2 separate regions of the Homo sapiens genome follow, and region 1 is linked to region 2. Evidence: chromatin contacts called from ENCODE Hi-C or POLR2A ChIA-PET data. All regions are on one chromosome and are shown on one strand. Each heading gives the region's core, a stretch centred on a gene start or an enhancer-like site at or near the end of the contact. The rest is flanking DNA. Distances are from core to core; before and after follow the strand shown.

Region 1 (7,232 bases), core at 856-3,355, 700 kb before region 2:
GGAACAATTATTTTAGCCCTCTAAACCTTAAGATTGGATGAGTTTGCCTTTTAATCCAAGAAATATTTTGGGATGAGAAGTCAACTTTTCCCCATTTTTCCTTGTCTTTCCTATTTGGACTTTCTCCGTCACACTGTTCGTTTAATGAATAAGCAAAGATAACTCAGCTGCTTGCCAAAAATGCACTCAGATTTCTCCTGCAAACACTCATTTTTAAGTAAACCAAAGTAGTAGGAAATGAAGAAAACAGAGAGGGAGTTTATTAAATTATGTTTAGGCTTTCTTCCTGGCATCATTGGGCTCTGGATACATGTTGATCAATTCTTATCCATGAGTACATCACGCTAGAGTTTTAGGTCTTTCTCTGCATGGAGAAGCTTCATCTCTGGTGTGAGGTCTGGTAGTGAACTGATGAAGGAGAGGAGAAAACAAGAGCAGGGGGTCACTTTTTAAAAGTCAATTTTTATCCTGCTGTGATTGAATTGTTGCCCCAATAGACAGAGCATACGATTCTGTATTGTTTCTCAACAGAGAACTAGAAGAAGTAAAGAAACTTCTTATGACATTCACAAACACAATTTCTACTGTTATGTTTTAAAATATTGGGGTTTTTGTTGTTTTTTTGTTTTTGTTTTGTTTGTTTGTTTTTTGAGATGGAGTCTTGCTCTGTTGCACAGGCTGGAGTGCAGTGGCGCATTCCCAGCTCACTGTGACCTCTGCCCCCTGGGTTCAAGCGATTCTCCTGCCTCAGCCTCCCTATTAGCTGGGCATGGTAGCACTCACCTGTGATCCTAGCTACTCAGAAGGCTGAGGCAGGAGAATTGCTTGATCTCACGACACGAAGCGGAGGTTGCAGTGAGCCGAGATCACGCCACTGCACTTCAGCCTGGGCAACAGAGCAAGACTCCATCTCAAAAAAAAAAAAAAAAAAAAAAGATCTTACATGAGACAACGTCATATTCCAATAGCTTCTTCTACTTCATTCTAGTTACTCTGCCTGGGGTCACAACAATAATTTTGAAGGTATTTTAATGTCTTTCTCCTTTTTTAAATAAGGAGAATACTAAGACCTGATTGGAGAGACTTGCCTTACGGCTCTGGCCATCTGCAGTGTTGGAAGTAGATGATCTAACTTGAATCTAATATTCTTTCCACTATATGATATATACACAAACCAGTATTGCCTTTTGCGTTGTTACCCTTTTATGTACGTGTGTGTATGTGTATACACACATACATGTTACAAAGTAATCAAGTCCCAGTTAAAAATATATATTCACAAATATTTCTGTGACTTCAAAAAATGTGAAGACTCTTAGTTTAGACAAAAATGCATTAAAGTTAGGATTGTAGACTCTTCCTAGAAACAGAAGGGACACTGTAGATAAGAGTAGGTGGTGTCCTCTAGCTTCAGGCTATTTTGCATCAAAAACAACCTAGACAAATCACGTATACTTTGTATATGTTAGTATAGCCCCCAATACATGAATTCCAACCTGTATTGCTGACTTCGCTCCTACAGTCTGCAGCATTGTGAGCGCCTTGAAGGATGCTATATTAAAGTACTTTGAGCGTGGTTTCACATTATGGCCCAACGATACACACCTGTCGATTTTTGCTGGTTTTACCACCATTATTTTATATAGTTATCATTTACTGAGTGTTGACTATGGGCCAGTCGTTTCATAGCAGGCCCGTTTTTCATATTTTGCAGCTAAGAGGAGGAAACCGAAGCCAAGTGACTTGCCCAAGGCCACGCTGCTAGCAAGCGGTACGGCTGGCACTTGAACTTGAGTCTGTGACTCCAGAGCCGAATTCTTCATCCCCGGACTCTCCTGTCTCACCTGGGGAAGGTGCTGAGGTGTCTCAGAGGATTTACCTCACTCTGCAGGCCTAAACAGAATTAATCCTGTGGTTTAGTGTCTTAATAGGGATGCTGAGGGCAAAGGAGAGGCTCTTATTTTCAAAACAAATGACTTTGGCAGCATGAAAAAACGAAACCGAGAAAATTGCCAGCACCAAGCTTTGTGTGCAAACACTACTGCTTTGTTCCCCGGTGTTGAGACTCCTCATTAAACAGCTCCCTCCCTGCGTTGCTCGAGAAAGGAAAGGAAAACTTCAGAGGTACGGCTACTCCCCAAGCGCTGTTGCTGCCAGAGCCTCTAGTATTTATTTTTCAAAATTTTAAAAATAGTCATGGCATTCTTACAGCTCTTATGCCCTCCAGGATCCCAGCCGACTTCTAAGTACAGAAATGTTAATGGGCCGAGGGAGGGGAAGCCCAGAGGGCAGATCACCTCCCAGAAACTCAGGCTAAGCCAGTCCTCGGCTGAGAGGAGTTCTGCTTTCAGTGAGGCCCACCTTTATTTCTTATTTACGTCGCATTACAGGATGTGTCAAGAGCCCTTAGACATCCTAGGCAAGTGGTAACTGATGTTTCTCCAACACCGCTCTGTGCGTCTGTGGATAAGGACACAGTTTCTCCGAGGCCTTTCAGAATACAATGCACAGGTTGTGTTTCTTCATTACCATTGAGGTTTGGAACCTCTGGCTATTTCAGCCTTCCATTCTTGCCCTGTTTACAGGTAAGGAAAGGCTGAGAGAAATGAAGGGACTTCATTTTTGTCACATCGCTTGTGATACCATTAGGACCTCCTCCAGATGGCTGTCTTCGTAGGACAGTAGTCTTTCTTTGGCATCACTTTGTTGAAGCCCCTATGGTAGGGACTATGACTTAAACACTTTTCCTTTGGTGTAAAAATCACAGCCTTCTTATCCATGGGGAATGGATTGTTAACTGATTACTGTCATTTTTAAATATTTCAGTTTAGTTCTTTTCTAATGCATTTAATCCTGTTTCCCACGTCTGAGTACAAATTGCCCCACAGTATATTTTTTGTCATGCCCTACTGCCTTTTTTTTTTTGGTCAGGGTCTGGCTCTGTTTCCCAGGCTGGAGTGCAGTGGTGTGATCACGGCTTACTGCAGCCTCAACCTCCCAGGCTCATGTGATCCTCCCACCTCAGCCTCCTGAGTAGTTGGGACTACAGGCATATGGCACCATGCCTGGCAAATTTTTTTTTTTTTCTATTTTTGGTAGAATGGGGTTTCGCCGTGTTGCCCAGGCTGGTCTCAAACTCCTGGACCCAAGTGATCCACCCACATAGACCTCCCGAAATACTGGGATTACAGATGTGAGCCACCATGCCCGGCCTCCTTCTGCCTTTTCTTTAGTCCTTTCATCTCCTTTTATTCCCCTAACTCTTCCATCTCTCCCCCTACATGAAACCCAAAGTGCCAGGTGAATGAATCTCATTTATTAAGGTGAGATCAGAGAGTTGTCTCTGCAAGTAGATCATTGACCAGGGAGCTGACTCCAGACTCCCTTTCACGAGGCACCCAAATCTTTCCCTTCTGGGAAGAGAAAGCACCTCATCCCATCCTTCATGGCATCAGTTTTCCTCTTGAATAGAAACCTCCCACAAGGCCAAAGACAAACGCACATGCTTCAGAGTCTTGCTTTCTACGGATTGGGAAGGATAAGTTACGGTCCTGTGGGATGGGTAGCAGAGTGCTGCCTGATAATCCCTAGAGAAGGATGTCAGGCCCCAGTCGTGGCCGCTTCTCCAGCAGCCTCTTTAGAATGTGGGGAGTTGATCACTTTCTGTCCTCAGCTTCGGGCCTTAGCCTCAGTTCTGGCCCAGGAGAGGAAGCCCCTCTCAGCAGCACCTCAGAACAGAACCGTGTAACAGGAAGGAAGGGAGGAGTGAGCAGGATTGAGCAGTCCAGCTCCTGCCCATGCCTTTTCTCGAGCTCTGGCTGTGTCTGCTCTTAGATTTCATAGTGCTAATTGGTTTTCATGTTTTAGAGGCTCCAGGCTCCTTGATCTTGTTTGTTATGGAGTCTTCAATAGCCCCGCGATTATGTGTTCATGATTACGTTAAGCACAGTTAATATAGCTGTGGGGTCTGCGTGGAGGGCTCCTTCCGAGACAGCTCACCTCCCTGTGGTGTGTGTCCCTCTGTTCTCAGTGGGCTGAAAGACAGGGCAGTTTTGTTAGGCGAGACAGGTCAGTATTTGGCACTTGATGTCTTTTAAATTGTCTCTATTCACACATCAGGAAGGCTGCAGCTGATTTCCATTTATTTTTTAGTTTTTTAAAAAATCTTCTGAGAATAAGTCAGAATTATACAGGGGCTGCATATCACTTTCCAGCTTTCCCCCTAACTTTGTAAGTATGTGGGGAAAGACAGATGTGCAGTAAGGGCTTCTCACATTATCACCCAGGAGTTCCGTCTGGGAAACAGGGAGCACGTCCCAGTTCCCCTTTGGTAGGAAGAGGAACCTACGTGGGTCCAGCCTGGATATCCCTGGACTGTTCCTCACCACCCGTGTCTCCCCTGTCCCGCCCCCCGCCGCCCCTCCAGCACCCCAGCCCCTCCAACATCCCAGTCCCTCCAACTCGCTCATCAGTTTTAAGGTAGAATAGCAAGGCGGGCTCTTCCTACAAAGTAGATTTTTACTTTAACAACTTTAAAATCCACTTTGGGGCTTTGGGGGACCATGACATATAGGTTAGATTTCTTTTAGCAGTCAGGACGTGGTTGTGCTTTCAACACAAACATCAAATCACCGTCTTTAATTTTTAAAACCAATCCTAAAACAGTGTAGTAGAATTGCTTCCCAAATGTCAAGATCCCGCCTTTTCTCCCCTTTCAATATCTAGCTGTCTTCGGAGTATATAAAACCCATTCACAGAGCTTGGGAACAATTAGGTTCTCAAACTCCACATCTCATATGGAGGCCAATTGAAGATGAACATCTTTAAATGTCAAGAGGTGTGTGTTCTGGCCTGTAACCACGGCTCCATATGTGTGCTGGTTCTGACAGGGGCCCTAAATTCAGTGACGACGTCTGGTAATGATTGAGAGTGACTGCTGACTGGAGGTTTGAAGGACCTGGCTTCCCCCACTTTTTCTTTCTTTATCCCTTTTGCAGTTTTCATAGGATTCTCTGTTTGTGAGAGGATTCTGCAGTAAGCAGGTACTTGTGTTTTGCTTTTATAACATCACTGTAAGCGTGCCCCTTTACATGCTTAAACTATGCCCATATGACTCTCTGCAGAAAACTGGACCTGTTTCCTAGGCCCTGCTGTATTCCAGCTGAGAGGAGGCATAGGACATACCAAGGGAGTTTTGATTTGCTTATCCTCACATCCTCTAATTTAATGGGTAGCCCTTTATAGAGACAGGTGACTATCCGCATTTTAGATGAGCAAACCAATGTTCAGGGAAGTTGCCCAAGGTCAGAGAGCTAGTTAATTGAGAAACCAGGATTGAAAATCAAATCCAGTTCCAAGTACAGCGTTGGCTCCACCATATGTGATGGTCTTCCAGCTGTAAGCGTTTGCTTTGCTACTGTGAGAAACATTTATACTTGTCTGCTGAGTCATAGGGCAATGGGAATATTTTTGGCTTGCTCTATCTGGCTAATTAAGCAATGGCAGTAAGATAGGCAGAGCCCACATTTTTGAGGTTTTTCTTTGTAACCAACATTCTTCATGTAATGTTTCCCCCTTAAAATGTTAAAATTAGGCCAGTCCCAGTGGCTCATGCATATAATACCAGCACTTTGGGAGGCCAAGATGGGCAGATGGCCTGAGCGCAGGAGTTTGAGACCAGCATGGGCAACATGGAGAAACTCCATCTCTAGAAAAAAATACAAAAAAATTAGCCAGGCATGGTGGTGCACGCCTGTAGTCCCAGCTACTCGGGAGGCCGAGGTGGGAGGATCAGCTGAGTCCAAGGAGGTTGAGGCTGCAGCGAGTCATGATTGCACCACTGCTCTCCAACCTGGGTGACAGAGTGAGACGCTGTCTCAAAAAAAAAATTATTATCCCTTATTCTTTTATTTCTTATAGTGTCTGTAGCATATAGGCCTCCCCAGGGAACAGTGCTGTCCATTTTCTGGGTTGCCCTGCCTCAACACAACTCTCCAGACCACCCTCTGTCTGGCCTCAACCCTACGTAACCCTTTGTGTGCACATACATTCCCTGGGCTCCCAAGGATAGAGCCTCTTGCATGAGGAAGCTGGATGAAAGCCTGGAAAGGTTATTTTGTTTAAATTCTTACCTTGAAGTTCCTTTGGTGAGGGAGCCAGCCTGGAAATCATTCCAGAACAGTCGTGTTTCATAGTTACAGTGTAATCGGGAGGCTGTCATTCATGGCCATTAAATTGCTTCCTTTGAAGTATAAGAAAAACCAGGACAACTTTTATGGCCCTTTAACCCACAGGATTGTAGTACACATGAATGAAAGTCAAGTGTGTTGTGGACTCTTGCAGGTACTGTGGCTGGCAGAATTCCATCTTCACCCTGGTGCTCATTCATTGGTTGACTTTCAAGTGAAAACTGGGGTGAGCGGTATCAGAATCTTGGAAGGCTTTTCTTCTCTCTCTTTTTTGCATTTTTATAAAACAAATCAGAAATGAGGAGTCTTATTTTGTAGCTTGACTAAAAATGAGAATTATTATTTCTCTGGTAGATCTCTTTGGGGCTGGGCAGCACCTTCTAGATGTTAGCACTGTGCTGGCCATTTTGCGTACCGATTTCCATTTAATCCTCACAGCAATCCTATGAAGTCGGTAGGCTCATTCCCATTTTACAGATAGGAGACAGGCTTGAGAAGGCCCCTTAGTAAGTGGCGGTGCCCGAATTCCAATCGAGGTCTGAGCCAAAGCATGTGGTTTTGCTCCCATGCCCTGTGGCTTCCCAGAACTCATACCTGAGCTTATATAACAGAGGAACATTGGTGGAGCCCCAAGTCGTGGGTCCCAGTATCTCTAGGATAATCACTTGTGTAATAAATCACTTAGATTTACACGACTGTATTATATTTTGTTCTTAAGAGAATCACATGGGAAAACTGTGGAGAAAGAAAGGCAACAAAGTAAATATTAGTGTTTAATGACTAGATGTGTGAGATATTTATATTACATATTATAATAAATTTAATGCTTCATGACATTGATCTGTATGTAATTTAAAGAGATGCTCAAAATTCAGATCATTGGAATAATAAGCAAGGTAGTTTTACATTGCTGAAAAAGGTACATCTAAAGGCAATGTATTTCTTATTGAAAATTTTGTTGATAGCTGAGCCGTTCAAAATGGGGTGGGAAGAGATAAAAAGGAATGGGGAGGGAATCTTTCAGTATGTGGATTGTAAAGTTAC
Region 2 (6,362 bases), core at 2,026-4,525:
CCTCCCGAGTAGCTGGGATTCCAGGCGCCCACCACCACGCCTGGCTAATTTTTTTTTGTATTTTTAGTAGAGATGGGGTTTCACCATGTTGGCCAGGCTGGTCTCAAGCTCCTGACCTCAGGCGATCCACCTGCCTAGGCCTCCCAAAGTGCTGGGATTACAAGTGTGAGTCACCGCCCCCCGCCTGAATATAAGTTTTTAAGGGCAAGTGCTGCCAGGAGTCCCTGTCTCTGACCCCAAGGGGTTTGCCATCTAGCTAGGGACTCACATACAAGAGCAGGCCTCCTGAGACCTGGACAAAGAGGGACGTGAGTGAGGAGGAAATACCTCAAAGCGGAGGGAACAGCAGGTGCGGAGAGCGAGAGGGGGAAGAGAGAAACGCTCTTTTGAGAGGACTGAAAGGAGCTTCACAAACCCAGATGACAGGAGGGGTGCCATGAAAGAAGAGACTGGGGAGGGTGTCGGGGCCCAAATCAGGATGGGCCTCAGTCTTGCTAAGGAGCTTTAACAGTTTCAGGACAAGGTGAGTCATTGGGGATTTAATGACGAAAATGGTATGTGCACCACAAGAAGCCCAATCTTCAGCTGATCATGTGCAGAGACTTAGGAAGACCGCACAGTTTATATCTGTGAAATATCTGCTAAACACTGCGACTTTCTTCCCGATTAATTCCAGGTGGTGTGAATGCTTGCCGCGGGATCTGTGACAGGGACATGGTTAAAGGGGAGCCTGCTCCACAGAACAGATCTTTTGACCGCTCAGACCTGCAGACCATGTGGTGCTCATGGCTAGTGGTCACCAGTATTTCCGGGTCTTCTCCCCTTCTTACACACTCGGAAGACACAGTTTCACAACCGCCCGTGCATCGGGCAGGGCTGCACAATTAGAGCCAGCCCACAGGCTGTGACTGGCTATGAACTTCTCTGTCATTTTTGGGCTGCCAAACTTAAACACCCTTTCGACAAAGCTCTTCAGTCTGCTTTCCCTCTTCAGTGCACCCTAAGTCCTGCTGACATGGAAGTCATGAGATCTTCCCTGGAGAGTGACCTGGCCCCACAGGGGACTTTGCATAAACCAGTGAAGCCATAGACATCTGGTGTAGCCACAACTTAACCCAGCTTAGCCTGGCTGATGCAGGCAGGTGCAGTGTCAATCCATCTTTTTGTTTGTTTGTTTGTTTGTTTGTTTTTTGAGATGGAGTCTCACTCTGTCGCCGAGGCTGAAGTGCAGTGTCATGATCTTGGCTCACTGCAACCTCTGCCTCCCAGGTTCAAGCGATTCTCCTGCCTCAGCCTCCCGAGTAGCTGGGACTACAGGTGCGCACCACCACGCCTGGCTAATTTTTGTATTTTTAGTAGAGACGGGTCTCACCAGGTTGGCCAGGATGGTCTCGATCTCTTGACCTCGTGATCTGCCCGCCTCAGCCTCCCAAAGTGCTGGGATTACAGTCCTGAGCCACGGCGCCCGGCCAGTATCCATCCATCTTCCCTTGAATTTGTTCTCTTGCAGATACTATTATGGTAGTGTTTTTGCATTAGTATCTCTAGTATTAATATGAGACAGCTGGTGAGGTAGAAAGAGCATTGATCCAGTTTCCAAAAAGAACTGGGCTCTAGAACTGACTCTGCAACCCACCAGCACATGAACTTGGGCATGTCACGTAACCTCTCTGAGACCTACTTTTTTCCATAAAAAGGGGAAGCAACACTTGCTACCGCCCACCCCCACCTTAAGAGTTGATGTGAAGTTTAAAGTCCAAAGGGAAAATGTGTGTGAGAATGTGAGGCAAGGTACCACTCCTGTGACCATTTTCCTACCATTGCTAATGAGTGTCCTAGGGGAGAAGAAAAGGAATGAATTAGAATTGTTTTAAGCTCCCCTCCTCTCGCATACACACAAAAAGAGAGGCAAACGACTCCTGTATTTATGTAGATTAAAAATCTCATTTTGTTGCTCAAATCATTTCAGGTCTCTTGAAAGCTCATGTGAAAGTTGATTATCACATGCAGGCTCAGATAATTTCCCCAGAGAGCTAAACAAATTAAAATATATTTTTTAACTCCAACAAGCTGACACGGGCCATCAGTTGCATCCTTAGGACAAGTTCCATCATGTGGCTTTAATCAGAAGCTGGGTGTCTAAGCAATATTTACCTGGCGGGAAGGGAGGTGGCACAAGCAAGGGGCCAGGAAGTGGTTCATCAGGATCCTCCAATTCTAGTGCCCATTATTCCCAGATAGCCATCTCCATGCTGTAGGTAGACCCAGCTGTGCAGTCAGATGCTGGGCTCTTTATAGGATGACTAAGCCATCAGCCTACCACTCCCCGGAGGAGGTCTTCAATCTGATATGCATAAAACCTCACCTCAATTCAGCGTGGCTGATTCTGAGTTAAACGGTGATTTTTTTGTTTCTTTTTCTGAGATGGAGTCTTGCTCTGTCGCCCAGGCTGCAGTGCAATGGCATGATCTCGGCTCACTGCAACCTCTGTCTCCTGGGTTCAAGCCGTTCTCCTGCCTCAGCCTCCTGAGTAGCTGAGATTACAGGCGCCTGCCACACCAGGCTAATTTTTGTACTTTTGGTAGAGACAGGGTTTCCCCATGTTGCCCAGGCTGGTCTCGAACTCCTGACCTCAGGTGATCCACCCACCTTGGCCTCCCAAAGTGCTGGGATTACAGGCATGAGCCACTGCGCCTGGCCAAGGGGTGATTTATTTATTTATTTATTATTTTTATTTTATTTTATTTTAGAGACAGGGTCTCACTCTGTCACCCAAGCTGGAGTGCAGTGGTGTGATCTCTGCTCACTGCAGCCTCGAACTCCTGGCTCAAGCAATCCTCCTGCCTCAGCCTCCCAAGTAGCTAGGACTACAGGAGCAAACCACCATACCCGGCTGCAGTGAGGTGGAACTTCCCCAAAAAAGAGCAGGCGAGTCTAACTTCCCCAAAAAAGCAGCCTGAAAGCTGTGTAACAGGAGACGATGACAAGACAGCGACCAGCCTGAGCTTCAGCAAGCACAGATCTACACATTCATCGCTGTGACAACGACCCTGCAGACCCAACACGGACCACCCTCCCACAATGCAGAGATAGTGGCCACTGCTCCATGGGTCACAGGCACCCTTGCTGAGCTGAGGTCAGCTCCGAGAGATGCGGGTCATCTGAAAGGAACAATCAGGCGGTGAGAAAAACCAGAGACAGGCGAGTCTAGCTTCTCTCTTCCGCTTTTGCTTTTTAGGAACATCTGTGTGCTTTGTTGCCCCATTTCCTTTCTCCTTCTTCAGCTTCATGCTGATGTTGACACAGACTCCTGATAGAAATTCCTGAGGGGTACAGTTGGAACTGGCAAGACAGTGAGGTGGGGTGAGGAAATCAGAGTGTAGCGTCAAACAACTTAAGTTTCAATCCCTGCTCTGATACTTGGGAGCTACTCATGACACCAGGAAAGTGCTTTGTAAATTGCAAGCAGAGATGGGAAAATTAGTGGTTCATTTGCAGCTGTGGCTCTGCAGGTCACCTTTCCACAGTGCCGGCCCAGCGGGGCTTCCCACACATCACAGCCGCTTCTGCAGGCATCCTCCCTCCCCTGGGCTCTCTCCCCATCGTCCCGCGTTGCTGCTGCTGCCTGCACATGCCACATACACAGCCTTCCCTGCACACGTGCCTGCTGCTTCCTGCCTTCAGAGAGCAAAGCCTTCGAGTGCAAAAGAAGGCAACATCTGAATGAGCTTCCAATACAGATCTCTCCCCCATTTTCACCGCTGAGAGTAAAGGGAAGATAGTTTTATTCAGATGAGGGCCTTGAAAACAGCACATCGTTTCCTAGCTAGGTGACCTTGAACGAGTTTCCTAAGCTCTGAGTGCCTCAGTCCCCTTAGAATATTGTCATGATGCTAAGTGAGAGAATATATGTGAAGTGCTTACAAGTATGCCATAAATGTTATTAGTGATATTGTTATTTTAAGAATAAAGTTAATGGATAAGGGAAAACAAAACCCTCCCACCACTCCATGACATCAGTTAGAAAGCCTATGAACCCAAAGGTTTACCTCTTCAAATGTAAAATAATTGTACAACTAGTACCTAAGACCACGCTATCTCTCTTGGCATATGGAATGTTTGTATTTGCCAGGGTTCTCTGGAGAAACAGAACTAATAGGATATATATATATACATATAGTGAGAGAGAGATATTTATTGATTGATATGTATATATAGTGAGAGATATTTATATATAGTGAGATATATATTTATTGATTTATTATATAAAATAAATATTATATATAATATATATTATAATGTTACAACTAGTACCTAAGATCACGTGACCTCTCTTTGCATATGGAGTGTTTGTATTGGCCAGAGTTCTCTGGAGAAACAGGACTAATAGGATATATATACATATAGTGAGAGAGAGATATTTATTGATTTATATATATAGTAAGAGATATATATAGTGAGATATATATTTATTGATTTATTATATATATTAAATATTATATATAATATAATATATATTATAATTTTACAACTAGTACCTAAGACCACGCGGCCTCTCTTTGCATATGGAATGTCTGTATTCGCCAGAGTTCTCTGGAGAAACAGGACTAATAGGATATACATATATATAAAATATACCTAATATATATATATCACTATATATAGTGAGAGATATTTATTAATTTATTTCATATTATATATTATATATATAATGAGAGAGGTATTTATTGATTTATCATAAGATGGAGAATGACAGATCCCAAGATCTGCAGTTGGCCAGCTGGCGACCCAAGAGAGACTATCACCACAGTCCCAGTGGTAGTCCAAAGGGCTGAGAACCAGGAGACCCGATGGCGTCATTCCATCCCAAAGGCTGGCAGCCTTGAGACCCAGGAAGAACTGATGTTTCAGCTGGAGTCCCAAAGCAGCATGTCCCAGATCGAGCAGTCAGGCAAGAGGACTTCCATCTGACTCACGGGAAGGCCAGTTCTACTCAGGCCTTCGACCGATTGGATGAGACTCACCTGCACCAGTGAGGGCTATTTGTTCACAGACACACCCAAGAACAACGTTTGACCAAATATCTGGGCATCCCGCGGCCCAGTCAAGTTGACACAGAAAATTAACCATCACAACGTCATTGACAGCATTATTGGCACTAATAATCCCTGGTATTCCAGGCAATCCTGATGCACATGAGCCCCTCCATCCCTCAGCTATGCTCCCTGCACACACCCCTCTAGAGCACAATGCACATTTGCTAGAATGTCCTGATTGTCCATCAAGGGTGAGAGCCACATCCTCAGAAAAAATGGCCCTCAGGCATCTGTGCTGGAAATAGCCATTCTTCCTTGGCCAACTGGTTTGCTTTTATCTTAAAAGCCCTAGATTCTGTCACTGACTCCTTTACCCACTGTCTGTTGAGAAGCTCATGGTGCAGTCTGTAGGGTACTTCCAGCCCGAGCTTCGTGCCTAATGGTATGTATTCCACATGCGGACCTCATCTTAGAACTGAACCTGTTACTCCCTCTGATCCTCATCTTCCCTTAACCTTCATTTCCTCACCTCATGATTCTTTCTTGTTCCATTCATGTTTTTGTTTTGTCTTGTTTTGAGACAGGGTCTTATTCTGTTGCCCAGGCCAGGGTGAAGTGGTGCAATCACAGCTCACTGCAGCCTCAAACTCAACCTCCTCAGCTCAGGTGATCCTCCCGCCTCCGCCTCCCATGTAGCTGGGACTACAGGTGCACGCTACCATGCCCGGCTACTCTTTTTATTTTGTATTTTGTAGAAGCAAGGTCTCACTATGTTACCCAGGCTGCACACATGCTTTTTTTAAAAACACACTTCAAGTTTATTTTAGAGCAAGGCAGGTATCCATGCAAGGAAGACATATGAGCGTGTCTTCACGAGCACATAGACCCAAGTAGGTTATTTAATCTTCCTCTCTCCACTACCTAGCACCTTGTCATTTTCCCCAAAACTGCTATTCAGTTGGCCTGATCTGCACTTTGATAGCCTGTTAAATTTCACCATATTTGTCATGTAAAAAATGTTCCAGGCGTCACCAAACTTCTGTATTTCAAAGACAAGGCCACACAGCCTTCTCATGCCTCTCCCTCTCCCAGAATTCCAGGAGCGTGATGACAAGTATTTCTCTGTAAGGGTCTTTGGGGTCTATACTTCTCCCCTAACCCAGAGGCCGGTTTAAACTCTCTCTGGGAAAAATTCCCATTTAATCGGCTTGAAGGTAGATCACAGAATTCTGAGATTCTATTATTTCAGAGTAATAGAAACGAGTCAGATGGACAGTTTTGAAATAGAAAATGGTCTCAAGAGTTAACAATTGATATCAAAGTTGG

What was found. A loop is a pair of places that touch in the nucleus more often than their neighbours do. ChIA-PET counts read pairs that join two places held with the same protein, here RNA polymerase II (POLR2A). Pooled maps may share reads with other maps.
Region 1: a loop to region 2 is called in a pooled map of adrenal gland, with 2.2 times the contacts of the local background. The contact joins two enhancer-like sites. A Hi-C loop is called at or near these places in 7 of 168 maps with a recorded cell type or tissue (CD4-positive, alpha-beta T cell, Caco-2, Calu3 and 4 more), 1 of 37 single-sample maps with no recorded cell type and 19 of 50 pooled maps. POLR2A ChIA-PET finds 5 or more read pairs at or near these places in 1 of 52 experiments (MCF 10A).

Annotation. Positions count from the first base shown.
Region 1 is chr1:246,003,509-246,010,740 of GRCh38, reverse strand. The region is part of intron 5 of SMYD3 (SET and MYND domain containing 3); the gene reads left to right. Among named protein-coding and RNA genes, the nearest start is that of SMYD3-AS1, 100 kb to the left of the region's middle. Within about 2 kb of position 2,105, at least 2 of the 41 ENCODE cell types and tissues checked have a DNase peak (open chromatin) inside an H3K27ac peak, as active enhancers do.
Region 2 is chr1:245,307,989-245,314,350 of GRCh38, reverse strand. The region is part of intron 2 of KIF26B (kinesin family member 26B); the gene reads right to left. Among named protein-coding and RNA genes, the nearest start is that of KIF26B-AS1, 77 kb to the right of the region's middle. RefSeq lists a silencer at 2,922-3,097. Within about 2 kb of position 3,275, at least 3 of the 41 ENCODE cell types and tissues checked have a DNase peak (open chromatin) inside an H3K27ac peak, as active enhancers do.